Regions from separate parts of the Mus musculus genome. Here all the other regions are linked to region 2. Evidence: chromatin loops called from intact Hi-C (ENCODE). Cell type or tissue: gastrocnemius. All regions are shown on one strand. Region 1 holds the start of Gm51493 (a long non-coding RNA gene). Region 2 overlaps Denn2b (DENN domain containing 2B). Region 3 overlaps Dennd5a (DENN/MADD domain containing 5A). Region 4 holds the start of Akip1 (A kinase (PRKA) interacting protein 1).

Region 1 (8,000 bases), 190 kb before region 2:
TAGGAACCAGACTGCCTGGGATAGGGACTCGCTAGTCCAAATGTTCAACTTAAATTTTTTATTTAAGTATATGGGTGTTTCACCTGCCTAAGTCTATGCACTACATGTGTGCAGTACCCAAGGAGACCAGAAGAGGGCAGTGGATCTGCTAGAACTAGAGTTACAGACTCTGTTAGCAGCCATGTGTACTGGAAACTAAATCTTGGTCCTAGCAAGAGCAATTGTTCTCAACCACAGAACCATCTCTCCAATACATTGCTCAAGTTCTTAATTTACTTGTTTGGATCGCCTTGTTCATGACCAAGTTAAGCATCTTTATATTCAGGTTTTTGTACAAAACAACTTTTTCAAAACCCAGATCCTCTTGGGCTGGAGAGATTACTCAGCAGTTAAGAGTGCATACTGCTGTCACAGATGACCTGGACTCAATTCCTAGCACCTGTATCAGGTGGTTCACAAATGCCTGTAACTCCAGCTCCAGGGAATATAAACACACCACTCCAAAAAGTAACAATAAATATTTGAATTAAAAAAAAAAGCCAGAGCCGGGCGTGGTGGTGCACACCTTTAATCCCAGCACTTGGGAGGCAGAGGCAGGTGGATTTCTGAGTTTGAGGCCAGCCTGGTTTACAGAGTGAGTTCCAGGACAGCCAGGGCTATACAGAGAAACCCTATCTCGAAAAACAAAAACAAACAAATAAGCCAGGCTGTGGTGGCACACACCTTTAGTCCTAGCACTTCAATTCTGGCAGAATTCGTGCACCTCTTTGAGTTTGTGGCCAGCCTTGTCTACACAGCGAGTCCCAGGTTAGCCAGGGCTATACAGAAAAACCCTGTCTTGAAAGGCCAAACCAAACCAAACCAAACCACAAAGGTCGGATCTCTCATTCTGTACTGCCCTAGGCCAGAGAGCCCTGCCGCTGGAGTCCCCAGAACTGGTTTCACCTTCCACCACTCTGCAGCCCCTTCATGAGCTCCTCTGCGCTTCCATATCCCTCTGACCCCTTGCCTTAGTTATCGTTTTACTGATGCGAACAGACACCATAGCCAAGGCAACGCTTATAAGGACATTTAATTGGGGCTGGCTTACAGGTTCAGAGGTTCAGTCCATTATCATCGAGGTGAGAGCATGGCAGCATCCAGGCAGTCATGGTACAGGAGGAGCTGAGAGTTCTACATCTTCAACTGAAGGCTGCTAGCAGAATACTGACTTTCAGGCAGCTAGGATGGAGGGTCTCAAAACCCACACCCACAGTGACACACTTACTCCAACAAGGCCACACCTCCAAATAGTGCCACTCCCTGGGCCAAGCACATTCAAACCATGACATGCCTCAAGCCAATTTCCTTACAGTTTGGCTCCCTGGTCACACTGTTAACCTCATCCTGGTATCCCATAATGTCTTGGGACTCATCTCGCAGCTCCCCTTTCAAGCGTTAACACAAGTATACAAGCTGATTTCATTTTGGGCCACATGAAACAATGTCCAGTCCAAAAACTGCTTTCTATGGCCTTCAGTTTCTGCTAGCAGAAGCTTAGCTGATTTTTACAGGAAGCCAAAGATGGCTACATTCTCCCTGTGTTTCTGTTGCGCACACCATTACCATCCTCATGCGGTAAGTCTCCTCCTGTGGGAAGCCACATGTGCCGTTGCAGGGTGGCGCTGGCTACCGCTGGCCACCACGCATACATAGGCAGTAAAGTTTTTTTTTTTTTTTTTTTTTTTTTTTGCCAAGATGAGGTTTTGAGAATTTACCAATCAGATGAGAGACAAGCTAACCAATCAGATGAGAGACAAGTTAACCAATCAGATGAAGGCATGCAAATGAGGTAGTAAGCATAACCCATGCATAACCAATCCGGGTGTGAGACACGCCTCTCCTAGGCCTATATAAGCAGCACCAGTTCTGGGCTTAGGGTCTCTTCGCCTCTGCAATCAAGCTTTCCCAATAAACGTGTGCAGAAGGATCCTGTTGCAGCATCGTTCTTGCTGGTGAGTCGGGCAAGCACAAGATCCTCCGATCTGCTCCAGAGGCGCGTTTCTTACTGTCTTTACCTTCTTTTACATTCATGTATTTGTCCAGGTGAGGACACCCATGATAGCTCACATGTGGGTCAGTGCTCTCCTTCCATCATGTAGAATCTGGGGATTGAACTCAGATGGTCAGGCTTGGCGGCAGGCGCATTTACGCTGAGCCATCTCTGCGGTCCTCTTGATGTCTTTAGGTTTTGTGCTCGCCCCTGATCTCACTTGCCTTTCCCAGGTGCACTGCCTGTTGCCCATGTCTTCACACTGTTGATCGGCCATGGCCGGGGCTCCGCTGGCTGGGAAGAGTCGGAGCTGCGGGCGGCTCCTGGGTCCTGGCCAGAAAGGAACCGGATGGCTTTTATTATCTGGCTCAGATAAAGGCTGCTCCAGAGGCAAGTACCTCTCCCCATCAGCTCACTCCTCACTCCCCTGGTGGCCTTCTCGCACCTGGCGTGTCTTGGCTGTGTACGTTTGCAAGTTTAGTTTTTTGGCTAAGTTACTACAGCTATGTGGCGAAGTGCCACACAAAATGAGCAGCTTGAATGACAGAAACCTGTTCTCTCCCATTTCTTGAGGCTGAAAATCAGGTGTTTCAAGGTGGGTTGTTTCTAAAGACTACATACAAGGAAGAGTCTGTTTCCTGCCAGTCCTATAATTTCCAGTATTTGCTCAGAATCTTGGGGTTCCCTTAGCTTTCAGAAGAGTCACCCTGACTCTGCCTCCACCTAACACGGCTTCTTTCCCTCTGAATAGTATTCATTCAGATTTCCTCTTTTTCCCAAGTATTTTTATTTATGTGTCTGTGTGTACTTGTATGTGCAGAGGCCAGAAGGAGGTACTGGCTCTCCTGAAGCTGGACCTACAGGTGGTTGTGAGCACCCTGAAGTGGGTGCTGGGATCTGAACCCAGGCGCTCTACAAGAACAACAAGTGTGCTTAACCACTGAACCACCCCTCCAGCTCCTCAAATTTCCTCTGGGTATAAAGACATCAGTCAGATCAAGGGCCTGCTATGCTCACTGTGACCTCATCTTAACTAATTATACCTGTAATGGCCTGATTCCTAAAAAGAGATCACAGGCTGGGGTATTGGAACCAAGATTGGATACATTAACTTACAGAAGGAGAAACACAATTCATCTCCTAACAGCAAGAAAAATATACATTTGTTGTTCAGGAAGATCTGGTGGGTTGAATTACGGGCCTGAGCCTCAGAGAAAGAAGAGTGAGAATGCATTTCCCATATGTGAGCACGTTGGCTCTCATACACAGCATCTTGTTCCCGAAAATGCCAGTCGCCAGGCCTAGGCGCTACTTCAGTGGCAACTTACTTCTTTTGGACTTCTCTTTCTAAAATCAGTTTTATTTTAATTTTATGTGAGTGTTTTTTCTGCGCGAATTTAAGTATTATGTGCATGTAATGCCAATGGAGGCCAGAAGAGGTCATCAAATCACTCCTTAACTGGAGTGAGAGCTGGAACCCAAACCTGGGATCTCTGCAAGAGTAGCAAGTGTTCTTAGAACCACCGAGCCATCTCTCGGATCCCACGTTCTAAATTTTTGTCATGGGACCTCATGTACCCCAGGATGCCCTGACCTTGGCACCTCTGATCCTCTTGTTTCCACCATGCTTGGTTTATGTACTGCTGGGGATGGAACCTGGGGTCTTGCACATACTAGGTATGCTCTCTGCTAAGTTCCTAGCTCCGGTACTTTTTTTTTTTTTCAAGAGCTGGACTTTGTGAATGTGTGTGTGTGCTCGTGTGTATATATATGTGTCATGACATATGGGTGGGACAACTGGGGGAGTCAGTTTTCCTAGTTGTGGGTCCCGGGAATCAAACTCAGGTAGTCAGGTTTGCCTGCAAGCACCTTTCCCTACAGAGTCATCTTGCTTGCCTATCTTTTTTAAAAAACAAAACAAAACAAAACAAAACAAAACAAAACAAAACAAAACAGGGCCTCAGTCTGTAGTCTCAACTGCCCTGACACTTGATAGGTAGCTCAGAATGGCCTGGAGCCTAGTACAAACCCCAAGCTGTCCCCAAACTCAAAAGCAATTCTCCTGCCTAAACCTCCCTTGTGCTGAGATTAAAAGTATGTGTCACCATACTCAATTCCTCTGTTGTATTTCAGTTCCCTCTTTTTCCTTAAGATTTTCTGTGTATGAGCGCTTTGTGTAATGGTTTGAGTGAGAATGGCCCCTCTAGGCTCGCATATTTGAATGCTTGGTCCTTAGTCAGCGGAATGGTTTGGGAAAGATTAGAAGGTGTGGCCTTGTTGGAGGTGTCTCATGGTGGAGGTGGGGATGTTGGTGGGGTTGGGATAGAGGTTTCAAAAGGCAATGCACTCTCAAACTCAGCATTTTCCGACTTTACCTGTGTACCATGTCTGCTTGCCTGCCTGCTGCCATGCTCCCCACAGTGATGGCCATGGGCTCTAACCCTCTGAAACTAAGTCCGAAATAAATCCTTTCTAATTTGCCTTGGTCATGGTATTTTATCAAAGCATTATAAAAGTAACTAAGACATGCATGACTTAACTAAGACTACATGTATGTATGTGCAGCATGTATGTGTCTTGTGGCTACAGAGGCCAGAAGAGGGTGTCAGGGACCCTGGGACTGGAATTATAGTTAGTTGTGAGCCTCCATGTGGGTGCTGGGAACCAAACTCTAGTCTTCTTCATGGACAGCTGGGGCTTTGTTTATGAATCATCTCTCTAGCCCCTAATGTTAAATCCCATTCTGTTGTCTTTCCCATAGCTGGAGAAGCGGGGGGCCCTGGTTGTGGAATTTGAGGCTCCCCTTGTCACAGGCCTAGAGCTGCCAGCCCAGCAGCAGAGGGTGGTATTTCCAGAGGATGTTATTCAGTTTTCACCATCTGTGCCACACTCACTGCAGCTGGGTGACAAGGTGTTGGCACCCTGGGAACCGGGGCAGCAGCGGTATGGCCCCGGCACTGTTCTAGTGGGCTTGAAGAAGCAAAAAGGACAAAGAGGTAAGGAAGCTGCCATGGCCCTGGGGGAGGTGTGTCATGAGGCACACATGAGGGGGTAGGGGGAAGGAGCATTGTTGGTGGTCAGAGCTCAGGGGTCTTAGAACCACAGCAAAAAGAAAAAAACTTCTCCTGCAGTGGTGGCTGAGCCAGTCCTATCTTCCAGGCTCTATGATATGCTTAGTATCAGGGAGGACAGACACTGGTGGCTTATGCCGTAATGCTAGCCTAGCACTTAGAAGCTGAGCCAGGAGGATTGCTGCAAATTTGAAGGCAGACTAGGCTATAGAGTAAGAGTTTCTCAACAGTGGTGGCGCACGCCTTTAATCCCAGCACTTGGGAGGCAGAGGCAGGAGGATTTCTGAGTTTGAGCCCAGCCTGGTCTACAAAGTGAGTTCCAGGACAGCCAGGGCTACACAGAGAAATCCTATCTCAACCCTACCACTACCACAAAAAAAAAAAAAAAAAAAAGAGTTTCTCAACAAAACAAAACATAACAAAACAAAACCCAAAAAACCAAACCAACCAAACACCCACCCCCCCAACCAAAACACACACACACACACACACACACACACACACACAAAGTGGGGGCTACAGAGATGGTTCAGTAGTTAACAACACTTGCTATCTTTGCACAGGACCCATATTCAGTTCCTAGCACCCACATGGAAGCTCACATCCTTCTGTAACTCCAATTCCAGTGGATCCAATACCCTCTTCTGGCCTCCCTGAGTGCCACGTATGATTGTGTACACCTACATACATCAAGGCAAAGCACTTGTACACATAGTGTAAAAATTAATAACAATATTTAAGAAACAAATCAAGAAACCAAAAAGTATAAAATAATATCAAGGGAAACAACCTAAAATTACCATGTCTATGTCAGTCACCTAAACCATAGCAGGAGCTGGGTGGGTGTGATGTCGTGTGTGGGGTGTGTGTGTGTGTGTGTGTATGTGTGTGTAATTCCAGCATTCTGTAGTCTGAAGCAGGAGGATAACAAATCTGAAGTCAGCTAGGGCTACATAATGAGACCTGTCTCAGAAACGCAAACCAATAAACAAAATAATAACATTGCTATGTGTGGTAGTGGTGGTAAAGGTATTCTAGAATCATGGGAGACTCACCAAGTCCTCCAGGGACTGACAGTCCTCTTGAGCCAGCTAAACAGCACAGCTTCTGCTGAGGCTACATTTTGGTTCCGCATGAAAACCAGGCCCCTCCAGGTCATTTTTAGCTGAGGAAGGAAAAAGACACCTGTAAATCGCCCAGAACTGATGGTCAGTGAGGTACAGGAGAGGGAGACATTCCCACAGGCTCTCTGGGCACTGTGGCACATGACGATCAAGAAAGAGGAGTGGGGTGGGGCTGAGGTTTTGGATTTGGGGATTCCAAAGAACCAGGAATTCAAATGTCTCCCTTTTCTATTCATAGCATCTAAAGAAAAAGAAATCACTGTTCATTTCTGGAATGGCAAGACAACTAAGGTGCCTCTAGGCAGCGTCAGGTGGGTGCCCCCCACGGTCTGGAAGAAGGCTGTGGAAAGACTACAAGCACCTCATACCAGGGACTGCCACAGTTCTTGTCTCTGGGTACCTCACTGCTCTCAGCTGGGACCCCGTGCTGGATGCACCACACACAGGCATCCTCTGGACTCTTCCTTCTTATGCCCTCCCTGCCTCTCCTGTGCCTGCTGCCAGCTTCAGTGCCAGAGCAGCTGCCCTTTGGTGGGGCCGAGCTGGTGGCCTCTAACTAGGACTTCAGAGCTCACAACCAGAAAACTCCCGGAGCCAGAGGTGAAGCCCACAGCTCAGCTTTTGCCCCTACAAGGTCCTAAGGAGGAGCCGGTGGCAGAGCTCAGCTACAATATGTTCTCCTCCTCCTCCTCCTCTTCCGAGGAAGAAAATTCAGAGAGTCATCTGGAGATGGGGCTGCCTCTGAGACAGATGGTAAGCAGGGCAGTCAACACTGACCCCATCCTTTCTGAGACGACATCTCTGCAGCAGTACAGCCCCCACAAGCCCGAGTGGAGGTACTGGAGGAGAAATGGGCCTGAACCACCGCCTGGAAAGCCAGGTATGTTATACCTGGGGTGTGGTGCTAGCTTCCCAGGGAGGGGCTAGGGGCTGCATGGGTCTTTTGAGAGTCAGGTACACCCTAGTGGGCTTGGATGTAATTAATGTATAGAATGCAAGCTGTGGGGAGAGACTGTCAGATGAGAGAAATAGTAGCTTCCACATGAATAAGAAAGGACTGGTCGCCCGGGTGGTGGTGGTGCACACCTTTAATCCCAGCACTTGGGAGGCAGAGACAGGCGGATTTCTGAGTTCGAGGCCAGCCTGGTCTACAAAGTGAGTTCTAGGACAGCCAGGGCTATACAGAGAAACCCTGTCTCGAAAAAACCAAAAAACCAAAACCAAAAAACAAAGAATGGACTGGGCAGTTGATCTTTGTGCTCTGATTTATACCTCTATTTAATATCTTCTTCCTTTTTAGAAAAGGTCTCCTGTAGTGCAAGCTGCCATTGAACTTACTAAAATAGCCAACTATGACTTTGAACTCCTGATCCTCCGACCTTTACCTCCTTAAGTAGGGATTACAGGCATGTCAGGTTTACATGGTTCCTGGGTAGAACCCAGGCCATCATGAGTACTAGGCGAGCACTCTACCGACATCCCTCGCCATCTTTGCTTTTCTGTCTTCACATCTGCTAACAGGGCACCGCTTCCAGATGTTGATGAGAGTCAAGACCCAAGCAAGTATAGAAACTGGACCTTAAATGTTGAGAATTAGGTTGTACTGTCCACAAGGGCCCCTCAGTAAGAGTGGGGGGAGCACTGCATTTTGCTGCTTATTTTACACCTAACAGATACTGTGGCCACCCCTAGCTTCACCTTGAGCTGAGGACTATGGAGCACACCTTGGTGGGTCGGAGATGTGTGTTATTTTCTGCCTTGTACCTATCCTTT
Region 2 (8,000 bases):
CCTGGGTGAAGACATTAGCAATGCAGAAGAAGGAAGGACACCAACTGTCACCAGAAGCAGCCAACTGTCACCAGAAGGTGCAGGCAGGGGTCTTCATGGAGGCCTTCTTCTGTTAGGAGAGGAAGGGGAAGATGGTGGCTTATAGACTTGGATTCTTAGGAGCTGGCTGAGTGTAGAGAAGGGGGCGTCTCAGAGTAAGAGGTGGGAAGATGAAAACAGCTGCCACAGAGTGGGAGGACCAACCTCAGAGTCGTAGAGCTGTGCAGGCAGTGACACATGCCTGTTGGCATCTCCCTGAGAGTCTCTACATATCCTGGGATTAGCGAGACTTGGAGTTTGATGATTGGCAGGATAGCTGACCCTGCCTTGACAGCTGGAGTTCTTCAGTTCCTACTTCTCCTAGGTCACCTCCTGGGCCTGGCTGCTTCTCTCTGACCAGGGCTACTTTCTATCCCATGAGTCTTCTTGGTTTTGCTTTAAAGACATTTCCTTCTCACAGAATCCAATTCACTCATACTGTAAGACACCTCAGACTCTCAGAAACTGTCCAGAAGTGGGCAGGTGCCAGCTTCTCACCCTAGATGCAGCGCCTGCCTTCTCTGCAGATCTCACTATGCCCTTCTTTCCTACTGCTATCTGTGGGCTGTCCCACTATGCTGCTGTCAGATTCCCAGCCCCTGGAGGCAGGGGCAGCATGGGGCTGGGAGTTAGAGGCTGGAAGCTGAAGAGTAGCACTTATTAGGGCTGCTTGCAGGGCTCCCAGGAGGCAGGGCTACAGAGTTTTGTTTTGTCTTGTTTTAGGATGGGGACAGATATTGGGTAGGGTACAGGGTTCTGACTTGGCTGCTATGGCATGCCTTCAGCCTGTGCCCATCAAGCACTTAGGCTTTCCTCTTCATTGCTCTGATCTTCCTGGGCTTTACCACCTGTCAAGGAGGACGGCGCACACAGCTCCTGCAGCCCCCTTCATCCCTGTTGATGTTTTTCAGAACCCAGGGTGAATACTGAGCTAAGAATTCCTTCACTTGCAAAAGCAAACAGCGCTTAGGGGACTGGAAGTAACCCAAGTTAGAGATGAGAAATGAGGCTCTGTAAGTGGCTGGAGCAGATCTGAAGCAAGACCAGTTGAGACACCTGGTGCAAGCCCCTTGAGGGAGTTAGCTGACACCACAAGGCCACAGGGGATAGTTCTCAGGAAGCCTGCATATCACTGCTGCTCTACAGAAGACGATGAGTTAGCAATTCTTCTGTCACTGTGGGGGTCACTTGCAGCCCCCCCCCACACACACACACACCCATGCCTCCAGGGAAGGGGCTTTGGGAGCTGCTACATAGACCTCTGAGTAGTCCTTCGAGAATACAGGTAGGCCTGGCTTTAATAAAGGTAGTCCTATGTCCTTGCAAGATTCTTTGGAATAGCCAGACCTTTCCTATCCTTAGCACAGGGCTGGTGGTAGAGATAAGGGGCAGGATGGCAGGACAGCCGTCGGAAGGAAACTGTCATAGGAAATGGAGGGGACATGGCAACAAGGACAACAGCATTGTCTCTCCAGACATGGTAGAGGCCAGCACTCCTAAGTACTGGATTCTTCCTATGGTCTAGAAAGCAGTGGTCGATTGTGGGTCTGGTCAGTATGCTGAAGGAGATGGGAAAGAAGGCAGGAGACTCGTGCAAATGGGGTGTGTGACTCCCTGGTTCTTCATATCCATGGGAGCAGTTAGCTTTCTCTACTTTCCTCAGAGCTTATGTTTGGTCCCTAGTACTAGGCGTTTGCTAGGAGCAGAGCTAGAATCGGAAGGAAGGAGAGCCTGGGTCTCCTGCATCGTAAGAGGATTGGAAGCCTTGGAAGGAGAAGGCTGAAAGGAAGAGTAGCCAGCAGACACTGTGTGTGCAGCCTGGGCTCTCACCTAGCCTGCTTCTGCCCTGCCTTTACTTCCCTCCAGGTGTTAGAGCTGCGTCGGCCTATGGACTCCCGCCTGGAGCACGTGGACTTTGAGTGCCTCTTCACCTGCCTCAGTGTGCGTCAGCTTATCCGAATCTTTGCCTCATTGCTGTTGGAACGCAGAGTCATTTTTGTAGCAGATAAGCTCAGGTAGGGCTCAGGAGGCAAGGAAAGAGGGAGTGGGTGGCATATCCATTAATGAATTCAGCAAATTTTTACGAGTCTTGGTGTATCCCACACATTGTGGTATTAGAGTGCCTACTTATGTGTGTGCATTGTCACGGTAAATATGACATAGAGAAGGGTTAGCAGACCTGTGGAAAGGGGATGGATAGTAGGATTGAGAATCCAGTTGAGGACTTGGCCTGAGGAGGAAGAGGGACACTTCCTGTGCAATGGCCATGTATGTACAGGTGCGGGAACAATTGTATGGAGACGGTAAGTGGCAAGCAACTCCAGCCAAGCTGCCTGTGCAGAATGCAGAGTTTCAGGGGTCATGGATTCCAGGAAGGGCTACTGTGGAGAGCTGCTAAGTTATTCTGTAGCAGCTGGCCCAGGGAAACATGCAGAAATGGTGGGTAGAAATAATCCAAGTTCCAGGGAGCTATGGAGAAGGACAAGATGGGGCCTTGAGAGATGTGTAGGACAGAGGTTACAGTTGAGAGACAGACAGACAGACAGATGGACGGGAGAGGGGGAGGGAAGAAGAAGTTTCAGATACTGGAGGTCTAGAGAGCTTGGGACAGTTTGAGGAGGCTAAGAAGAGCTGGATGGGTCCGTAAGACTTGGTCCAACAGATAGGCACTTTTAGAGGTAGAGATCTGTTGGTGACCATAGGGAGCAGTAAAAGAGATGATCGCAGACCTGAGACATCTAGGAATGAGTTCCCAGCAGCTGAGGTGTTTTGTTTAAGAGTGTATAGGGTGCATGCTGGGAGAGGATGGAAGGCTGGGGATAACGTGTCACTCTGATCAAAGAAGTCAAGGCAGTAGTTTTTCTAGCATTGTATGTGTGCTGCCACTTAGCTTAGTCATTAAGCTGCATGCTGTGTTGTGCCTTGTATCAGGTGCTAAGAGGAAGGCAGTACAAGTTCTTGCCGGCTTCTCCTATGGTGGGTACCAAATCCCTGGTGTAGCTGAAAAGAGGAACTCTCCCAATTGCTCTCAGGCAATGGGCAGAAATGGTGGTTGCTGTTTGGAGACAGGATCTCACTGTGTAGCTCAGGCAGGCCTTGACCTTGCAGTCCTTGGGCTCCATTCCTGAGTTTGATATTAGAGGTGGGTGCCACTACCCCTTGCTGAGCTGCCCACTTTTCCAAGGACGGTGAGAGTTAGGAAATGAAGGCTGCCTCTCTCATACTCCTTTCATAGCTGTGGAGCTCTGGGTACTGCAGTCTAGGTCAGCTGTTCTCAACCTTGGGTCACAACTCCTTTGGGAATTCAAAAAGCCTTCTCACAGAGGTTGTCTAAGACCATAGGAAACACACATATTTACATTATGATTCATGACAGCAAAATTACAATCATGAAGTAGCAGTGAAAATAACTTGATGGTTTGGGGTCACCAGAACATGAGGAATTGTATTAAAGGGTTATAGCATTAAGAAGGTTGAGAATCACTGCTCTAGGTATTTCAAGGCCTATCTTGCCTTTGTAAAGGGGCCCAGTCTGGCAGCTAAGACTAGTGATGAATGGCAGAGTGGTATTCTGTCCAGCGTGGCCTCGCCAGATTGGAGTGTGGTCCCTGACAGTACCTGGACCCTGAACGTGCCCTTTGAAGTTTTTCAAAAATCCCCCTGCCCTTTTTTTTTTTTTTGTAGTTTTTGTAGTTTTTGAAGATCAGTGTGTCCCTTGGCTTAAAGCAGATCTTTCCCTGATCTTTGCCAAATTACTTTCTTGCTGTCCTCAGGAGAATGGCTTTCAGGGTCAGGGCACCTAGGTCTCCGGGCACAGCATATTTTTGGTGCCCATTAGGTGACAAGTTAGTCACACAAGGGCCTGGCTGACTATCATTGCCTTAGAGAAAATGAGCAGGGATTGCTTTTTATAATAGATAGGTCTGACTTTTTGTCTCCATCAGGGGATTAGGTGTAAATGTGTGAGTCCACGCTACAGCATCCCAGGGAGAGCCCTGATACTTTTTGGGCATGGGGTAGACTTCACAACATAACCAAGAATGATCCCAAACTTGCTATGCTTTGTAGCACACAGGCTGGCTAGGAACTCACGAATCTCAGTCTCCTAAATGCTAGTTATGTACCATGGGCCCAGGGGACCCAGACTTTTTCTGGGTGATGAGTGAGGTCCACTAATGCAAAAGAAAATGAGGTTTAAAGTGAGCTGGGCTCTAGGCCTTTTGTATCGTCATCTGTGATATGGTCCCTAAGTGGAAGGTCTTTTCTTAAATGTAGGCCTTGCTGTGCTGTCCAGGCAGGGTTCAGATGATCATCGGTTATAAGCCTCTAGCTAGCCGCTTCTGCAGTGCTTGTCACAGCACTTGGCTTGTCTGGAGGTGCTTTGGCTTGTCTCCTGGCAGGCCAGCTGTGCCTGTGTCTGCTGGTGCCTCACACCAGGCCTCTACACAAGCTGGGTGTGTGCACTCCGTTTTGCCTGTGAACTTCAGGTCTGCCCCACTGTGCTTGTCCTCCTGGTTTCCCTTTGGTCATTGGGCTCCTGTAGCCAGCCCTGTGGATTCCACCGTGTGGAGGTCTGGAGCCCCCTCCAGGACAAGAAAGGGATGACCCCAATGAGACCTGAGAATGGTGTAGCCCACCGCACACCTCCTGATTTCTGCACTCTCCCTTCAGTCAGATCACTGTTACCAGCTAAGGAGAAAGAAATAGAAAGCCAGAGGGCAGAGCAGTACTGGGCTAGAAGATGGCAAAACTGGTTGTGTCCTGGCTGCCTCTTATGACAAACTGGGCATCCCACAGAACACAGCTGTGAAAGGTAGAACAGCCTGAGGGACTTCTGCAGGGTTTTCCAGCTCCTGCACACTGGAGCTTTGTGATAAGTTCCTTTGTGCTTCTTAGCCTGAGCTAATACTCCCACCAGCTCATCTGGGGGTGAGTGTGCAAGCATATATGTGTGAAGGAACCGGTGATAGTTCTCTTGGGTGCTGGGATTATAGACGTGTATCACCACACCCAGCTTTTCTGGGTAGCAGTGTGAAAGAATAAGTCCTGGAAGTTTGAATACTCACCTTTGGGCTCTGTCTGGGTGATGTGTGTGTGTGTGTTTTGTTATGCAGACATGCATATGCATGCAGAATCCTCTGTATGTCACAGTGTGCTGAGTACATACCTTTGTGGCTGTGTCTTGTAGAATCCCTAAAAGTGCAGTTCATCAAAGGATACCCTGAGCCCCTGTAGTTTCTAATTATCCTTCCCTGAGGGTGTTGGCCCTGGGCTCAGTTGCCCTGTCTCTCTGTCTGTCCATCAGTACCCTGTCCAGCTGCTCTCACGCGGTGGTGGCCTTGCTCTACCCCTTCTCCTGGCAGCACACATTCATTCCTGTCCTCCCAGCCTCCATGATTGACATTGTCTGCTGTCCCACCCCTTTCCTGGTTGGCCTGCTCTCCAGCTCCCTTCCCAAACTGAAGGAGCTGCCTGTGGAAGAGGTAAGCCGCCCAGGGGCAACCAGCCAGGGGAAGGGGAGGAAGAGAGAAAGGCTGTGGGGATCATCTTACCTCAGCCCTGGCCTTCAAACAGCTTCTGTACTTTCTCCTGGGAGGTTTATCTGGCTGACTCTTTCCTGTCATCTGTCCCTGGGAACATGGGAGGTCTGGACACCTATCAAAGGCATTGCAAGACTCAGTCCCTGATCACTGCTTCTGACCCTTTCCCAGGCACTGATGGTGAATCTGGGATCTGACCGATTCATCCGACAGGTAAGAGCCGCATATTACAGAACCTGAATCTGCCTAGGGAAGGCAGTGGGCACTCAGTAACCACCCGGCCTGCTTTCTGATTTTTGAATTTCAAACTCACAGAATAGACGGGTGGAGCAAGCTGATTTCAGAACCCTTGGCCTCAGTGGGATCTGCCTTTCTAGCCTTTGTTGTTGGTTTTTCTTGGATCTAGGGTCTCACTATCCAGCTCTGGCTGACCTGGAACCTGTGATGGTTCTCTTGGGTGCTGGGATTATAGATGTGTATCACCACACCCAGCTTTTCTGGGTAGCAGTGTGAAAGAATAAGACCTGAAAGTTTTAATACTCACTTTTGGGCTCTGTCCGGGTGATACGTGTGTGTTTGTTTGTTTGTTTTGTTTTTGTTTGTTTTCTTTTGAGATAGAGCCTTGATGTGTTTGAGCATATAACCTAAAAACAGAAAATGGACCTGAAATTTTCTCTGAGCCAGTGCTCCCATCAGATAACACCTCTCTAGAGATATTCTGGGGATTATGAACACTACTGAATGTGCTTCATATAAAGGCTCACAGTCATTGCTGCAAAAAGCCCTCGCTAGTCATGGAGTCTTCTCGGCTTCCCATAGAGCATGACCTAGCAGGTCCCCTTTGGGAACAGACAGCCTATTACAAACCACTGCTATAACTAAGGACTCCCCAGGTTAAAGCACCAGGATACAGCCCCGGCACCAGAGTATGGATCGGGAATAGCATTCTCAGTACAGGTTAGGCCAGTCTCTGCGCCAAGTTCACTGCACTTCCTACCTGAGTGAAAGTAGGACGAGAAGGGAGATGGGGTAGGAGATCCTGCATGGGTCCAAAGAATCAGCTGCTCTTTAATCTGTAACTTGGGCAAGTTTCAAACCTTCCTGTGCTCGCTCATTATGCGAGGGTGCTAATAGTGTCAGTGCTGTTAGAAGCTCTGTGAGCTGGGGCCTGGCACGCGTCAGTGTCAGCTGTGGTCACCCCTGCTGTCTCCTCCTGCAGATGGACGACGAGGACACACTGTTACCTAGAAAGTTGCAAGCTGCTCTGGAGCAGGCTCTGGAGAGGAAGAGTGAGCTCATCTCCCAGGACTCTGACAGTGACTCTGATGATGGTGAGGGTAGAACCTTTCTGCTCTGAGTCTGGACTTCAGACCTTGAAATCTGTACTGTCCGCTGGGGCCTTTCTGGCTGACGAAGCCTAGGTGTAGGAACTGGGTCACTCTAGTTAGGCCCAGTGCCTTTTCTGCCCCAAAACATGTCACTACAGACTTCTCGGTGACAGGAAATGAATCAACCCCTCCCTCTTAGGCCTTGTTTCAAGCCACTGCCCTCACTTATGTGGAAAAGGTGATGCTTTGGTCTCCAATTTCTGGGAAGTATTTGCCAACTTGTGTGCTTAGAGCAGTTTCTGACCTCCAGGGGCTCATAGCTAGGTGACAGCTCTTAAGCAAAGGACAGTTATGAGTGCTGGTTAGAAGCGTGTTGGGAAGAGACTGAAGCAATGCGAGGTCGGCCTTCTAGAATCTTGGGCTGAATGTGACTTTTCTTTTCCCTTCTAGAATGTAATACCCTCAATGGACTTGTGTCAGAGGTGTTTATCCGGTTCTTTGTGGAGACTGTGGGTCACTACTCCCTCTTCCTGACACACAGTGAGAAGGGGGAAAGGGCTTTTCAGCGAGAGGCCTTCCGCAAGTCTGTGGCCTCCAAAAGTATCCGCCGTTTTCTTGAAGTTTTTATGGAATCTCAGATGTTTGCTGGCTTCATCCAAGACAGGGAGCTAAGGAAGTGTCGAGCCAAGGGTAAGGTCCCAGGCACTGGGATGGGAGCTGGGGGCTTCTCTAGACTCAGTATAACTAGGTCATTGTAATGAACTGCCAACTAGTAGACTAGATGTCTGCCTTGTCCCTTTTGTATCTGCACTGTGTGGTCCATCAAACACTCATGTCACCATTTTTCTCTCCCTCGTACCTGCTGTTCATCTTTCTCAGGCCTCTTTGAGCAGAGAGTGGAACAGTATCTAGAAGAGCTCCCTGACACTGAGCAGAGCGGGATGAACAAGTTTCTCCGGGGCCTGGGTAAGTTACTTGTTACTAATGAAGGTAGCCAGAGGGGTGCTGTTCCCTAAAATGCTGTGAATCTAGGCCAGCAAATATGATAGAGGCT
Region 3 (8,000 bases), 360 kb before region 2:
TTAAGGATGTAGTAGTGGTAGGGCAGCTCAGCTGAGACCTGCCTGTCATTTATCCTGTTTTCTCTCCTAGCGTGGCAGCCTGACACTGTTGCTCTGTGGAGAGTGTGGTCTCGTTTCAGCACTGGAACAAGCTTTTCAGCATGGATTTAAATCACCCCGGCTCTTCAAAAATGTCTTCATTTGGGATTTCCTGGGTGAGCTGGTCTAGGTTTGAAGAGTAGGAAAAGTATGTTGATATGGAGGTCTTTATATTCCATGTCATATGGGTTAGCTGTAGAAGCCAAATCAGGCAGCCCTTAGTTAGGTCTGCTATTTGTTTGCCCAGATTTTTTTGTAGGGAATAATGGGAGAGCACACCAACCCCATGCTCATGGGTATGACCCCTTAGCTCTGAAAACTTGGACCAAAAGAGTTTCTGAGCATCTCTCATCTAGAATAGGCTTAGCCCCAATTCCTCACCCTCTATTCCTATAGAACCAAAACAACAGTTGAGAGTATTGGATCCCAAACCCTGTGTGGAGAATTTTTATGCAGGAGACAGTCCTCAGAGTTTTCTTGTCCTTTCAGACAAGTGGAAAAGAGCATGCTCATGCTAAGGGCTACATAAATAAAATCTAAAACTTGCTTTGGTCTCCTGAAGTTGCTTGTGTGGGCTTGGAGAGTCCACAGCCCCTGGCCTGCAGGGCAGAGTTTGAGGAGCCATTGTCACAGCTTTTCTTCTCTTCACAGAGAAAGCACAAACCTATTATGAGACGTTAGAGCAGAATGACGTAGTTCCAGAAGAAAACTGGCACACACGGGCCCGCAATTTCTGCCGCTTTGTCACTGCAGTCAACAACACGCCCCGGAACATTGGCAAGGACGGCAAATTTCAGATGCTGGTGTGCCTGGGAGCCAGGTACTACAGGGCCAGAGTGTGCAGCAGCCAATATTCAGATGCTGCAATAGGGTGGGCACTGTCCTGCAGGGTGGGCACTGGCCATGGCCCTGCCTTGGAGGGCCCCTTTATGCCATTGATTTTTCTTATGTATCTTGTGTGTTTGTGGGACCTGGGAAGTAGAATGTGTATGATTAAGGAAGATGGAGGCCACATCTTGATGGGAAGGTTCAAAACCACCCTGTTGGGGACATTGGAAGTAAATATGTATAGTTATTTTTTCAGTAAACAATTGAATTTCAGGGGCCTTATGGAAAGTGGTAGGAAAGAAAGCTGAGCTGGGAAGTTTGCTGGTCATGTTTAAAAGTAAAATGTGTCAAACATTATCAAACTACCCCTCATAGGATGTGCGAAAACCCTAGAGAGGAGAGAGCCCCGAGAAAGCTTCCGGGAAGAGGAGGTGTTTCAGTGAGGCTTTAGTGGAAGGAAATGGCATGCAGAATGATGGGTCAGTGATAGGGAGCACGTTTAGAAGGAAGCGGGGGCTACAAGACCTGGGATGGAGAAAATTCCTTCTGTATTAGGGCTGCATTGTTTAATGAGAAGGCTGAGATAATGTGGAGCTGACATCATGGGTAATATGCATCGGAGTGGACAGCACTGAGAGAGTGGGAAGGCCACATAGACTAGAGGCATGGTATTCAGGCCGTGTGCAGGAGAGTTGGTGTGACAGTTAATACAGACTCTGAGCTGAGTACTATGTGGCTGTGCCCCCAGCTACTGGGGAGCTAAGGCAGGAGGATTGCTTGAACCTAGAAATACAAGGCCCATCATGAGCAACACAGTAAGAACTCCATCTCAACAACACAAAAGTAAGTAAGATGCTGGAGAGAGATGGCTCAACGGTTAAGATGACCCTTTCCTCTTGCAGAGGACACAGGTTGGGTTTACAGCACCCACATGGCTACTAACAAAAGTTCCAGAGGGTCCAACATTTTGTGCCGTTTGGTGGCATTGCATATAGGTGGTGCTGTCATGAAAACTAAACCTCTTGCAACAGCTGGCAGATGGGAAGTGTCACATGTTTTAGTACTTCTGGTGATGTTAGTGTGTGATGTTAGCTGTGGAGAAAAGAAATGTTTTGGACCTCTGTTTGATGGCGGGAGGAGTGCTCACGTCTGCCTAGTAACTGGTGTGTGCTAGGTTGTCTAGGGAGATGAAGGAGGTGGAGAAAGAGAGGCAGGTGACAGGGATAATTGTGTTGGGTTATTCCCAGGGCTGAGTGGTGGAAAGCAAGCTCCTTTAGAGGGAATTGGGGCTATGGGGGAGGGGTACAGCTTCTTCATCCTCTCACTAAGTTCAAGGATCCCCCCACCCCCAACTTGGCCTTGGCCTGTGTCTTTCTTTTCCCTTGCTTTGACCTACCTGGATCACTCCCACCCTACCAGAGATCACCTCCTGCACCACTGGATAGCCTTGCTGGCCGACTGCCCCATCACTGCGCACATGTATGAGGACGTGGCGCTGATCAAGGACCACACACTCGTCAATTCCTTGATCCGAGTGCTGCAGACCCTGCAAGAATTCAACATCACACTGGACACTTCCCTCGTTAAGGGCATTGACATCTGACCTCTGAGCACCAGCCAGCAGCAGGACCCAGAAAGACTCCCTGCAGCTCTGCCTCTTCATCCCAAAGGGACCTAAGCAAGTTGTGGGGGACAGAGAGGATATGTATACTTACTGTAAAAAGAAAACTAGAGGATTTTTGGAAAAAAAATAATCTATTTTAGAGTTTATTTGCTGACCTGCTTTTTACACACTTTCATGTGAAAGAGACAGAGAGGGGCAAGGTTGGCGCTGCTTGTTTTGAAGCTGGTGCCTCCCTTGCATGGCCGCACGCTGGGAGCCTGTGGCCTCCCAGACTGAGCCTGCAACAAGTGTGGGGCTGTTCCACATGCCGCCCCGTCACGGCGGTGAGGCCATTCCACATCGTTTTTAAACTAATGTTTTCTATATTAACATTATTCTGGCTATCTGGCTTTCACGGGCCACGCACAGGTGTGCGAGTGGGACATCCCATGCTCCAATCAAAGGGATTTTTAGCAGTGCCTCTGATCAAGCACTGCCAAGTCAGCTCCACATCCGTTTCCCCCCTTCCCCTTTTTTGTCAGTATTATTTGGGAAGGAGACATGCCAGGACAATGTCATTGTGCTACATGCAGAAAATCATGTTTCCTGTTGGCACAAAGTTGCACAGGAGTAAACATGAGCATGTTTAACAGGTTTGTCTTTTCTTCACCTATCTTATTTATTTAACCTGCCATTGTGTGTTTTAAGTATTTGTTTTTCTTTTCTTTTTTTCTTTAAGAGAAGGAAAGCTTGTCAGTCTAACTGGCTATGTTATTACTGTTCAATTTATGTTGTTTTGCAACTTAGAAACCAGCTACAGTATGGCCCACTTAATAAAACACCTGAAACAAATCTCACTGGTCACTGGCTTTCATGGGTGTGTGGGTTGTGGAGGTGTAGTGTGGCCTTCCTGAGGACCAAACTGTGCATCTCTCCCCAGCCGGCTGGGGTCTGGACTGTCTAGGACGCCCCTGAGGACTTAAGTCCGTGCACCTTCCCTATCTGGTGCCCAAGACTTTCAAAGCTAATTCAGTCAGCCAGTGAGGAGGAATGTGCAAAGGTTGTTCTCCCACCGCAGAGGGAGGAAAGCTGGCCAAGCTTACAAAGATTGTCACTTAATCGATGATACTGGGCCATTTCTTGAGAACGGTAGGAGACTGGGTGGGAACATAGAACACAGGTGGCCCTGTCTGCCCTCTGTTAACACATGCAGGTGTGTGTGTGTGTGTGTGTGTGTGTGTGTGTGTGTGTGTGGTGTAGAAGCCCTTTCTCTAGTGAAGGGTTTGCTCTGTCAGGTATAACAGTGGAAAAGCCTTGACCCTAGTAACCAGCTAAATTTTTCTTTTCTTTCTTTCTTTCTTTCTTTCTTTTTTTTTTTTTTTATTTCTGAGACTTCCATGTGTTGGGATTAAAGGCATTTGCCACCACACGTAGCTAAATTTTAATTTTTCAATCAGGCTCCTCTGGCAGAACGTTCCAGAAGTGGCTTAAACAAGTAGAACCCCTCAAACCCGGTGTTGTCCTCTTTTGTGTTCCTCTGGCTCTGCATGTAACTGCTCTCTCTGGTTCCCCTTGCCTGAAAATTGTGTACTGTTTACCTTAGGAGGCAGCTGCTATGATGTCTTCCCCAACCTCCTAGGCAGCTGTCATTGTCCTTGTGGCCCAACAGTTTCTTAGAATTTGGAAGACAATGCAGATATAGTTTCTTGGTTGTTTCGGCCAGCCCCATATTGGACCATCCCTGGGCTCTGAGCACTTACAGGGCAGGAAGGACCCCAGCACATGTCTGTCTTCTGTGAGCAGCTTGTGAGTGCACAGGATGTTTTTGCAAGAGATGAGGAGGAGGCTTCAGGAAAGCCACATTGTGGTGTCCTGCCGGCAGGGGGAGTGAGTGGGCTACAGACTGAGACCTCAGCTCCTTTGCAGGGAGAAGAGAGGAAGAGAGAAGAGGTTGGGCTGTGTCTCTGGAGTACAGAAGGAGAATTTTTGGTCCCCTAGAAAGGCTAGCATGATGTTCAGCTGTATGTCGTGAGCTTAAGCCTGGGCACACCTAACACCAGGGTTTTACACTCTGCAAAGCAAATGGAGATTTCCCCAGGGCTGGGAGGAAACCAAGGCCTGGAAAAGTTGAATTCCCAGGAAATACGGTTTTAGTCGTCATTGCTGTGATAAAAATAACTGACAAAAGCAGTTTAGGGGGAAAGGTTTATTCAGTTCAGTTGTAGTTACTGTGGAGAAGTTAAGGCCACAAGAGCTTGAAGTAATTCACATCCACGGTAATGAGAATGAATGAATGAATGAGTGAATTAGTGCATGCCAGTAATGAGCTCACTCCTTTTCATTCAGTATAGGATCCAGCCCATGAGATGGAGCCACCTATATTCTGGGTGAGTCTTTAACCTCAACTGAAATAAGAAAACCCTTCACAGGTCAACCGCATTATAGATCCCCTCACAGACTGTCTTCCCAGGTGATGCTAGGTTGTGTCAAGTTCACAGTTAAAACTAACCATCACAGTTCTTAGGAGCTAATAACCTGAGCCAGCTCTCGTCCTGTCTGTGGGATGAATGTGGGACAGGCTTAACTTCAGACAGCTGGCCACCGCTGTGGTTCTGCAAGACCAGATGTACAGCAGCCAGATGTCAGCTGTGCAATTTAGTGAGGGAGCTTGGGTCAGCCCTGAGCAGAGAGTGTTCCTGAGAAGGTGAGTGTGGACATGTTTCTTAAATTAGGGCTTTTCAGCTGCGAGTGTCCCTTTTTGTTGTGTTTTTAATCATCGTTGGAATGAGGAATGAAGTAAGAGAGCAGCCACATCCAGGAGCTCAAGATCTCAAGGACCCTGGAGTCAGCTGTGTCCTGCATGGGGCTTGCTCAGGCCTCTGTAGCAGCTCTGAGCAAGCTGGATTCTCTTTGCCCAGCTCACCATCCTGCCTGCCTTAGCATCTGCACCTGCTCTCATCCCAAGCTTCCGACACCAAGATTTCTGGGTAAGCAAGCAAGCAAGCAAGCAAGCAGATGAACTCAGTGAAGCACTAGAACGTGGGCACCTTGTAGTTAACACTCAGATTGAGACCTTTGCCAGCCCCAAATCCATGCTCCCTTCCCGCTACAGTCCAGTGGCTTCCCTGCCAACTGCTGCTAGATTTACTTTTTTTTCTTTTTTTTTTTTTTCAATTTAAAAATAATTAGGTCTGGAGAGATGGCTTAGCAGTTAAGAGCACTCGTTCTGACAAAGGACCCAGGTTCAGTTTCCAGCACCCACAGGGTGGTTCACAACCAGTTCCATGGGGTCCTATGCCCTCTTCTGACCTCCATGGGCACCAGGCATGTACATGGTGCACATAATATAAATGCAGGTGAAATTCTCACTATAGGAAATAATTCTTAAAAAGTAATTTTGTTTATGTGTGAGGGCGTGCATGCCACTTGTGTATGTGGAAGTCAGATGGTGGCAGCAGAGGCGATGGCCTTTGGTATGCGGGACTCTGTACCGTTGCCCCCCTTCTTCGTCAGCAGTGGCAATTCGTGTGCTCAGTGCATTTGCCCACGATGGCCAGTCTACTCTGTGTTTTGGTTTTTCTTTGTGACAGTGCTTTCTGGTATGAAACAAAGGCCTTCATGTTCTGTGTACTCTTAAGTGTCCACCACTACCACATCCCCTTGTGCCTCTATCAGATCTTCTTGTCTAAAACCAGCCAAACCTATTCTTTCCTGGGTTCTGGAAGTGATAGTCCTAGTTCAAAAGTCCTGGTCTAGGAGTGTGAAATAGTCTCCTGTGTGCCCCTCGCTCTGAGCAGGTGCATACCTGCAGCTCTGTAACTTGGGGAGAGGCTCTGGTCTTTCGAGATGACCATTAAATTGTCTGTCATGCAGCCACTGTCCCATTTTAGGCCCTCTACCTGGTTCATCAGCAGACAAGCTGGGGTAATATTTCTACCTTGGCAGGTCATAACAGTCCTGGTGTTGGGTCACTTGATGATCAAGAATGTAATCAAAAGGAGGGCCTAGTCATGTGACAGGAGCTATTTCTCAAAAATCTCTGCTACAGATGGCCCAGCTTCACTCTAGAGCCCAGGGGCCTTGCCTATTGGCTCTCTGGTGTTTACAGAGAGAGGTCCATGCTGTATGTCTCACATTTGCTGGTAGTTCCAGCACATAGGGCTTCTTACATCTTAAGAGCCCAGTGCCAGGCCATTACCCAGCCATCTGTGCCGCCTGGAGAGACCTTTTCCATTTGAGGCTTCACTGCAAGCTGGTGGCTTTCGATGTTTCCAGAGAGAGCTCCTAGGATTGCAATGTGTCCTCCAGAATCCAAGGAGGGCAGGGCTGCTTCCTTTCTAGAAACAATTTGCTTCCTTTTTTTTTTTTCCTTCATTTATTTTGGTGCTGAGGATTGAACCCAGGGTCTAGAGCATGCTTAGTGCATGCTCTTCCACAGTTTCTCCTGTTGCTATGGCTTTTACTTTGAAGGAGATGTCCTGGCAGAGGGTGACCACTGGATGCCTAAAACTCTTTATGTTCTCATCTATTCCACTGAAAGAAGAGGTTTGGACACAGTTGGCTTAGCATTAGAGCTGTGTTAACTCTTCTTTGCCTCAGCTATCATCCAGAGAGGTTGTGGCCATTTGGCCACATCATATTGATTACAATGATGTGACTGGGCAGGAAAGGCAAGCAGTAGCCAGTACCCAGTTTTTCAGAGCTGCAATCAAGATGTGTACTTAAGTGCACGCCTTTAATCCCAGCATGTGGGAGGCAGAGGCAGGCGGATTTCTGAATTCGAGGCCAGCCTGGTCTACAGAGTGAGTTCCAGGACAGCCAGGGCTACACAGAAAAACCCTGTCTTCAAAAACAAAAAGAATGAGGACAGTAAACCCTGTGAAGATGGGGGGAGCCTGAGAAGTCACAGAGGGCTTCCTGGAGAAGAGTGATATGCTCAGGTTCACATTTCAAGGAAGGAAGCATCCTGAGTAGAGGTCAAAGTAGTCAAAGAGGATGTGCAGATGTCTTGGATGAGCTGGGTGGTAGGGTAGTGCAGGGAGAATGGCTTGGTTGGATTGGATGTAGAGTGAGCAAACGAGCCCCCTGCTGGTATATCATCCAGCTGTTTGGAACGTGGTTTGGGGCTGGCTGACTTTGGAGAAGTCCCAAGAACTGCGGTTCTGTTCTTTCCTTTCACTGACCCTAAAAGTGAAGCTGGCAATTTCTGAAATTTCCTTCCGGTGGAGTAAGCAGGCCTTGAAAACTTCACCCTGGTCCTCTGTGGTCCTGAAGATCTCAGCTTCCTGAAGGTTAATTATAGGGTCTGACCTTTAATTCAAGCCGCCCAGGCTGACAATTGCAGCAGCCTCGGAACTCCAGTATTAATTCCCCTGAGCCTGGCACATAGCTCAAGCCAGATCCCTAGCTCCTGCTCCAGCAGTACAGCCTGTCCCTTGACCAAACTTTCCACCTTGCTTCAGGCTTTCTTCCTGATCCATCCTCTGTCCTC
Region 4 (8,000 bases), 170 kb before region 2:
AAATCCCCTACTGGAGAAGGACATCATTTGAGAAATAGCCCTTTTTCACTTTTAGGAAAGCTTCTGCAAGCTGAAACTGGTAAGAAGGATCTTGCTGAGAAAAAAAAAAAAAAATCCAACTCTGTAAACTAGATGTGCAATTTATCCAGGAACTAAAATAACTGGTTGGCTGGCTTTACTCACTATTGAGTAATGGGAAAGAACTGTTATTGTTGTTTATGATTTTTTGAGACAAGATCACATGTACACTAGGAAGACTTTGTACTTGATCCTTAGCCCCGACCTCCCAAGTTCTGGCACCACACTAAGAATTGTATTTATTTACTTTAGACAGGGTTTCACTAGGTAACACACGATGGCTTGAAACTTGCTATGTAGAACAGGCTAATCTCGAACTCAAGAGATCTGTCTGCTTCTGCCTCCTGGATGCTGAGATTAATGGTGTGCACCACCACACCCGGTAAGAAATTTTATGTTATAAGTAAGCAGAATACTACTATTCTTTTGTTATTCAAAAAGAATTGGGTCACACCGTGCTTGTACACAACCTCTTTAATACTAGTACCTAAATCGTAGGCAAGAGTTCAAGGCCAGCCTGGGCTATACGAGACCGTGTCAAAAGCAGTTTCCAAACAACGTTTCCACTTTTGCTCCAATGCGTTACATCTTCTGGACATGGGAGGCTTCCTCCCGCCCAGTGGCGGCGGAGAATGACTAGACAGTCCCCCAGCTCCCGGCCTCACCTCTCCTAGGAGGCGCTGGGAACCAGGGACCGACCATCTTTCCTGGTAGGGGCCCTGGCGGTAAAGGACCCCCACGTTGCCTCTGGATCGCTCTGGAGAATGCCAGTCCACTGCCCTCCTCTTGGCGCGCTCCAATACTTCCCTCCCCAGCCGAGCAGAGCGCTGGAGCGAGCGCCGGTCCACTCCGTTCAGCGCCGCGGCCGCCAGACAGTATTCCATGTCTCCCTGGACACATACACAGACAAGTCAACTAGGCCCGGATCCGGGCGGCAACTTCCCCGCGACCCCAACTCCCCCTTCGCCTGCATCGCGCAATCCAAGTGGGGAGGAACTAGCAGGCAGGACCCCTGCCCCTTGCACTTCCGCCTCTCAGACCCTGGGTACAGCCCCTCACCCGGCCTGCTTCTCCGGGCGCACGCGCATAGCGCTCACACGGACACGCCTTCCGTGTTCCCGCGGCCCTTCTTTCGCGCCAGTTGCCAAGCTAACTGCTGCGCGCCGTGGGCGGGGCCTGGCGATGGGCGGAGCCGGTGTGGGCGGGGCCGGGTCGAGGGGCACGTGGGCCCAGCCTTAATCAGCTTCAGACGCGAAGCGGGCGCTTGTTGTCGTTCGAGGACTTTCTTGCCGCGACAGGTCAGTGTGGATCCCGTGACTCGTTGCGCTAAAAACATTTGTGAGAGTAGGTGCATGCGGACCGTATTCAGGGGTCTCGCCACTCCAGAACCACTTTTGTGTGAGGAGGTGATGAGGCTAGCGGACCAACGCGACTGAGGAGGTAGTGCTGGGGAAAGGGCATTCTGTCAGAAGAACTCTCAAGGCTGGGGATGGAGGCCAGACGGAGGTCTTGGAACTGTGGGTGAGGGGACTGGTAAGACTCCAGGGGATGGCAGGTATTTCTTGGCAGGTTGGTAGAGGATGTAGTGGAGTGGTGAGTGGGGAATCCCGTCATTCCCTTCCTGCAGCTTCCTCATTCCTCCCTTGGAAGAACAGATTCACACAATTTTGTTGGAGGTTTATTTGTTTGTTTGTTTTTGACAGTCTCACTGTGCAAACCCTCACTATGTAGACCAGGCTGGCTTTCAGTCTCTTTGGTCCTGGGATCTGGACCTACCATTCAAGCATCAATCGTATCACTTTTTAAAGTAAGAAATGGATCAGATACCTTTCAGAACACCATGGGGCTATGGTGAAAGCCCTGGGTCTCAGCGGGAGTGACACCCCCTGGTGAGCAGCAGGGCGTGAATGGGGAGAAAGTTCCACTTTAAGGAACATTGCTCAGTGCGGGGTGGGTCCCTCACAGGACACAAAGGAATTCTCAGTCCTTAAGTAGTGTGAATAGAGAAACATTTGCCCACAAACCTAGCTACCTGAGATTCCTTGAAATCCATGCCAGAAGCCAGGATCTGTAGTGTGCATCTGTCAGCCCTACCCTGCAACAGTGACATAAGAGGTGAGGACAGGAAATTGGCTAGAACTCCTGGACTAGACACCTTGAATTATATAGTCTAGCAGTAGCAACAAGCAAGACCCTGCCTTACACATGGCAGAAGGTGAGAACGGACTCCCAAAAGTTGTCCTCAGACCTCCATACACTTTCTTTGGCACACATGTACTACATTCACACACATAAAAAATGAGTAAAAAGTAGTCTAGTTCTTATTGATGAATGATTCTCACTTCAACTTCAGGATCTAGGTAGCCTCTATTCTGATTGACATCCCCATAAATTTGCCTTTTTCTGGCGATTCATACAAATAAAATCATATGGTATGTGGCCCTTTGGACCGGTCTCTTTCATTTAGATTACTTTGAGGCTTGTCTGAGTTATAGTATATAGTACATTGTCATCCCTTTTTATGGATAAATAATATTCCATTATATGAATATACTGTATTTTGTTTATTCATCACTTGGAACTATTTCCATCCTGGAGGCCTATTCTGATAATGCATTCTAAGACTAAATATTTTCATTTCTCTTGAGCAGAAACTTTGAAGTAAAAATTTTGAGAGTATTATAAATTTATATTTACATGATATGAAACTGCCAGGCTGTTATTCAAAGTTGCTGCACAGTTTTATATTCCCACAACTGGCCGCTTTTCCGTGTCCACTCTAGCGTTTGTTGCCTTTTTGTGTTGCAGTCCTTCTCCTGCTGGTGTGAGTATGAAGTGACAGTCTCTGGGGCTTCAGTTAGGATTTCCATAGTGACCGGTACTGCTGTAGACCGTTTCTTGTTATTTCTAGCTGTTCCTATGTGCCCTTTGCTGAAATACCTGGTCAAATCCTTTGTCTGTTTTTTAATATGGTTTGTCTGTGGTTTTTAAAAATTATTATTGGGCAATAAGAGTTCAAATTCTGAATATAGGCCCCCTTTATTAGATATACGGTTTGTAATAATTATATATTATACAAATAATATGATATATTAATATATAATAATATATAAATGTATACAATGTACTTAATAATATATAATATACCATCACAGTATATTCTGTTTTTCATTTTCTTTTTCAGTTTTTCGTTGTTGGGGATTAAAATGCTCAGGGCCCTTTGCATACTAGTCAAGTAGCTTTACTACTGAGCTATATCCCTAGCCCTTCATTTTCTATGTGGTGGGTGGGGTTGGGAGTGTTGTAACGTGTGGTCCTTTGAGCAAAACAGCCACCATCTTCATTAGCTCTTGCTTGCAAATGTGCGTGCGCGGTGTCTGTGGACTGTTGACATTCCCTCATAGAAGGAAGAGGTAGGAGGGATCATTGTGCCTTTCTTTACATGAGTCTCCAAGCAGTTTGTATGCAGTTATACCCTAGTTGCTCAGAGGCCTAGGTCTCAGAGAGAGGCTAGAGTGTATAAGCTGGGAAAGACAAAGGGAAGGGCCAACATCCAGGCCTTCCTGTGTGATAGCTTGTGGGTCAGGAAGCTACTTATAACTCCCCCATTCCCCCCATAAGCCTCACAAACTCTTAATTTCCCAGAGTGAACTTCAACAGAATCATATTTTGGTTCGTTGTTGGGACTTAATGAAGAGGTCTTTCCCATTATCACAACAGTCTCTCTCTCTGTGTGTCTGTGTGTGTATGGTTTGATACTAGATGTCCTCAATTGAGTTCCATCTTAAGTTTTGAAACAGCATCTCTTAATGAGCCTGGAACTCACCAATTTGGCTAGAATAGCTGGCTTGCAAGCTCCAGAAATCCTTTTGTCTCTGATTCCCCTGCACCAGTTAATGAATAGCACACTGCCATGTTTAGCTTTTATGTGGGTGTGGTGCATCTGGGGTGGTCCCAACTCAGGTCCCTATGTTTGCATGGCAAGCATTTTACCTATTAAGCTTCTCCTCATCTCCCTTTAATTTGTTTTCTTTTTAAAAAAGATTTATTTTATATGTATCTGAGTGTTTACCTACATGGATGCATGTGCACAATGTGTGTGCTGGTGACCACAGAGACTAGAAAAGGACATAATATCACCTGGAACTGGAGGTATAGTGGTTGTGAGCCACCATGTGGATGATGGGAACTAAACCCCAGTCCTCAACAAGAACAGCAAGTGCTTTTAACTGCTGACTCTCTCCAGCTGCACTTTCATTTTATTTAAAATATATTTCTTCTTTCCAGATTTATTTTATGTGTATGGGTCTTTTGCCTGCTTGTATGCATATGCATCAAAAGCCTGCAGTGCCCATGGAGGCCAGTAGAAGACATGGATGTTTCTTCTGCTTGTATGTTTGTACACCATGTGCTTGTAGTGCCCATGGAAGCCAGAAGGGGGCATCAGATTCCTTGGGACTGGAGTTACTGACAGTTGTGAGCCTCCATGTGGGTCCTGGGAATAGAATCTGGGTCCTCTGGAAGGGCAGGAAGTACTCTTAACTACTCAACCATCTCTCCACATCCTCTCCTTTCATTTTATTAATGATGTCTTTTGAAGCACCAAGTCTTAAATTATGGTGAGGCCAGTTTTACTATTTTCTTCTATGGGTTGTGCTTTTGTTATCATATGTAATTTTTGCCTAATTAAGCATTTTTTCTTCTTCTAAAGTTTTAATATTTGAGTTTAATTTGTATATATGCTAAATGAGGTATAAACTCATTTCTTTAGATACCGTTTGTCAAAAAGACTATTCTTTTTTTATTGGGTGGCATTTGTACTTTTGTCAAAAGTCAGTTGACTATAAGTATACAGGAGTTAATTTCTGGTCTGTTCCATTGATCATATGTATGTAAGCCATTCTCTCTTGATTGTCGTAGGTTTATGGTAAGTCTAGAAATTGAGATATCAAGTATAGAACATAGTATACAAACTGTGTTCTGTACTTTTCAAAGTTGTTTTGATTTTCTAGGTCATTTATATTTTAAAAGATATGTTAAGTTCCACATAAAGATGTTGTGTGGTAGCTTTTGCTACCTCGCCTAAGCTCTAGGAATGGACCACCCCACCTGCCTGACCCAGAGAAAATTGGATCTGCAATTGTAAAACACACTGTTGTTCAATTTCAGCTTGTCTTATTAGCTCAGTTTCTGGGCATTATTAATCTTCCCAGGCTGGCGTGCCCTCCCGAATACTCTTAGCTCAGCATTCTAAATCTGTCCTCAACTTTAGTCACTCAGTTACCTTTAGTCTCAGCTCAGCATCCCGTCCTTTTTGCCCGGAGAGGCCTGTGGTCGCTCTGCCCAACATCTCACATGACTGGTTGGCTTTTCTACCTCCAAAGCATGGCGGAGGTATGCTCTCTCTGTCCTCTCCTTCTGTCTGTTTGCTTGCCTGCAGGGTTGGGGGTGTGGGGGGGAGAGACCTGAAAGTTCTGCCTATTCCTTCCTCCTAGCAATTGACCTGTGGCATCTTTACTGTCAAGAACCAATTGCGGTGGGCAGGGGGCGGGGGGGGGGGGGGGGCTGGCAAGATGGCTCAGTGGGTAAGAGCACTCACTGACTGCTCTTTCAAAGGTCCTGATTTCAAATCCCAGCAACCACATGGTGGCTCACAACCACCCATAATGAGATCTGATACCCTCTTCTGGTGCATCTGAAGCCAGCTACAGTGTACTTATTTATAATAAATAAATCTTAAAAAAAAAAAAGGAGCCAATTGGGTAACAGGACCTACATCAGAACCACCCCTACATAAAGACTTTTGGGGTTCTGACAGGGATTGAGTTGAATTTTCAGGTCAATTTGGGAAGATCTGCAATCTAAATAGTATTGGATGGCTTAGAGAGATGGCCCAGTGACTAAGAGGGTTTGCTGCTCCTCTGGAGGGCCTGTGTGTGTTTGCTTCCTAGCACCTACAGTGAGCACCTCACTACTGTCCTCTCTGGGTCTCCATAGTCACTCATGCACACATGTCACACACACACACACACACACACACACACACGCATGCACGCACAGGCACATACAAATATACATAAGTAAAAGTAAATCTTAAGAAAACATTGGACTTTTGAATTCATGAACATAGAATACCTATACATTTACTTCAGTTTTCTTGAGTTTTATCAATGTTGTAGAGTGATTATTGTTTGTATCTTTCTTTTCCTGTTGCTGTGATAAAATACTCGGGCAAAATCTAGAAAGGTAGATCACTGTGCCTCACAGCTTCAGGGTACTGGGAGGTCTTGCCAGCATGCGATTGAAACTGCTGTTCATGTTGCAGCCACAACCAGGAAGTGGAGATGAGTGATTGATAGGGAGTAACACTGGTGACACTGTTTTGTCTCAGTCCTTCAGTGAGTTGCTTACAAGACAGTGATGGGATCTGCAGCTGAAATGTTGTACCAGGCTGCATTAGATACCATGCTCCCATACCCTTTTTTGGAAAATGTTCTGCAGGTAATCAGGGTTTGACAGGCTAATGTCACTCTTACTTCTGTCCTGTCCCCTATAAAGTTCGCATAATGCTCCCTGGGGCTACACTCCCTTCCCATCCTGAGTGCAGTGTTGAGGATTTAATAAAAGGCTGCTCAGTACCTGATTTAATGTTTCCAGGTATATTCTCTTTGTCAGTGATTGCTGGTGTTCAGCTAGCTTTCTCGTTCTTTATGGAGTCCAGGACCCAAGCCCAGGGAATGGTGCCATTCACTCTTGGTCTTCCTGCCTCAGTTAACCTAATCAAGACAATCTGTCACAGGTGTACCCACAAGCTTGTCTCTTAGGTGATATATATCCTGTGTGTTTATATTCTGACATGGTGGCAATCAATATTAACTATCATGATAGTTGTTCTTCCTTTCCTCCCTCACTTCCTCCTTCCTGCCTCCTCCCTTCCCCTCCATTTTTTATTTGTTTTTGAAAAGGACACACACACACACATACAACCTAGTTTTAATTTTATTTATTTAGTTGTTTTAGACAACTGGACATTAATGAACTTATTAATCCTAGTGGGGGACTTTTGTGGATCCTTTGGTATTTTCTACATATCATCTGTACATGAAGACATTTGACCTGAGGGCTTGGTGCTACACACCTTTAAATTCCAGCTGTTTAGGAGACTGAAACAGGAGAGCAGAAGTTAAAGGCCATGGACTACATTGCTAGGTCCCACCTCAAAAAAGAGACAACTAGCCAATCTTAACTTGTCCTTTTTTTTTTTTTTTTTTTTTTAAGAGTCTCTCTATCGGGGCCTAGCAAACACAGAAGTGGATGATCACAGTCAGCTATTGGATGGGTCACACGGCCCCTAATGGAGGAGCTAGAGAAATTACCCAAGGAGCTATAGGGAACTGCAACCCTATATGTGGAACAACAATATGAACTAACCAGTACCCGGGAGCTCGTGTCTCTAGCTGCATATGTATCAAAAGATGGCCTAGTCGGCCATCACTGCAAAGAGAGGCCCATTGGACTTGCAAACTTTATATGCCCCAGTACAGGGGAACGCCAGGGCCAAAAAGGGGGAGTGGGTGGGTAGGGGATTGGGGGGGGTGGGTATGGGGGACCTTTGGGATAGCATTGAAAATGTAAACGAGGAAAATACCTAAAAAAAAAAAAAGAGTCCCTCTATGTAGCCCTGGTACATAGAGAAGTCCCGGAAGTCTTTATGCAGACTCCTGCTGGTATTAAAAGTATATGCCTGCCTCAATCATAATATTTTAGTCAGGATTTCTGCCTCTGAATACTGGCCATCAACACAGTGTTAAATAAAAATGACAAAGAACCTTGGTTCCTGGTTTGGAATCTTCTATTATTTACTATGTAGTGGTTGGAATTTCCACAGTGCTAGAGATCCTAAACACAGGGCCTGTGTATGC

Evidence for each region. Hi-C counts contacts between places; a loop is a spot of excess contacts. Peaks named below come from ENCODE experiments on the same cell type or tissue, not always from the same donor. Only the 100,000 strongest peaks of a DNase experiment are listed, where the experiment ranks them.
Region 1: a loop joins it to region 2, with 11 times the contacts of the local background. A loop is called at or near these places in 24 of 42 quality-filtered maps.
Region 3: a loop joins it to region 2, with 3.0 times the contacts of the local background. A loop is called at or near these places in 4 of 42 quality-filtered maps.
Region 4: it touches region 2 in a loop (3-fold over the local background); 23 of 42 quality-filtered maps call a loop at or near these places.

The regions. Positions count from the first base shown.
Region 1 is chr7:109,714,953-109,722,952 of GRCm38, reverse strand. It overlaps BC051019 (cDNA sequence BC051019), which reads left to right. Exons shown (of 6, transcript NM_001040700.2): 3 at 2,266-2,422; 4 at 4,794-5,028; 5 at 6,466-7,107. Gm51493 (a long non-coding RNA gene) reads right to left here and starts at 6,704. Exons shown (of 3, transcript XR_003946860.1): 1 at 6,596-6,704; 2 at 6,159-6,268; 3 at 1,928-2,362. In gastrocnemius, a CTCF peak has its summit at 3,451 (motif pointing right); a DNase peak (open chromatin) is centred at 2,392.
Region 2 is chr7:109,525,175-109,533,174 of GRCm38, reverse strand. It overlaps Denn2b (DENN domain containing 2B), which reads left to right. Exons shown (of 20, transcript NM_001001326.1): 14 at 1,945-2,093; 15 at 5,384-5,561; 16 at 5,790-5,831; 17 at 6,838-6,949; 18 at 7,397-7,636; 19 at 7,826-7,912. Among named protein-coding and RNA genes, the nearest start is that of Snora3, 9.0 kb to the right of the region's middle. In gastrocnemius, a CTCF peak has its summit at 4,667 (motif pointing left); a DNase peak (open chromatin) is centred at 4,636; H3K27ac peaks cover 4,145 bases.
Region 3 is chr7:109,889,141-109,897,140 of GRCm38, reverse strand. Dennd5a (DENN/MADD domain containing 5A) reads left to right here. Exons shown (of 23, transcript NM_021494.1): 21 at 71-194; 22 at 730-898; 23 at 2,326-3,361. The coding sequence ends at 2,509. Among named protein-coding and RNA genes, the nearest start is that of Scube2, 27 kb to the right of the region's middle. In gastrocnemius, a CTCF peak has its summit at 4,383; DNase peaks (open chromatin) are centred at 4,389 and 6,683; H3K27ac peaks cover 463 bases.
Region 4 is chr7:109,696,914-109,704,913 of GRCm38, reverse strand. It overlaps Akip1 (A kinase (PRKA) interacting protein 1), which reads right to left and starts at 1,236. Exons shown (of 6, transcript NM_020616.2): 1 at 1,138-1,236; 2 at 744-968. The coding sequence starts at 962. It also overlaps a transcript of Denn2b not described here. In gastrocnemius, a CTCF peak has its summit at 4,480 (motif pointing right); DNase peaks (open chromatin) are centred at 1,215 and 1,968; H3K4me3 peaks cover 1,581 bases; H3K27ac peaks cover 1,389 bases.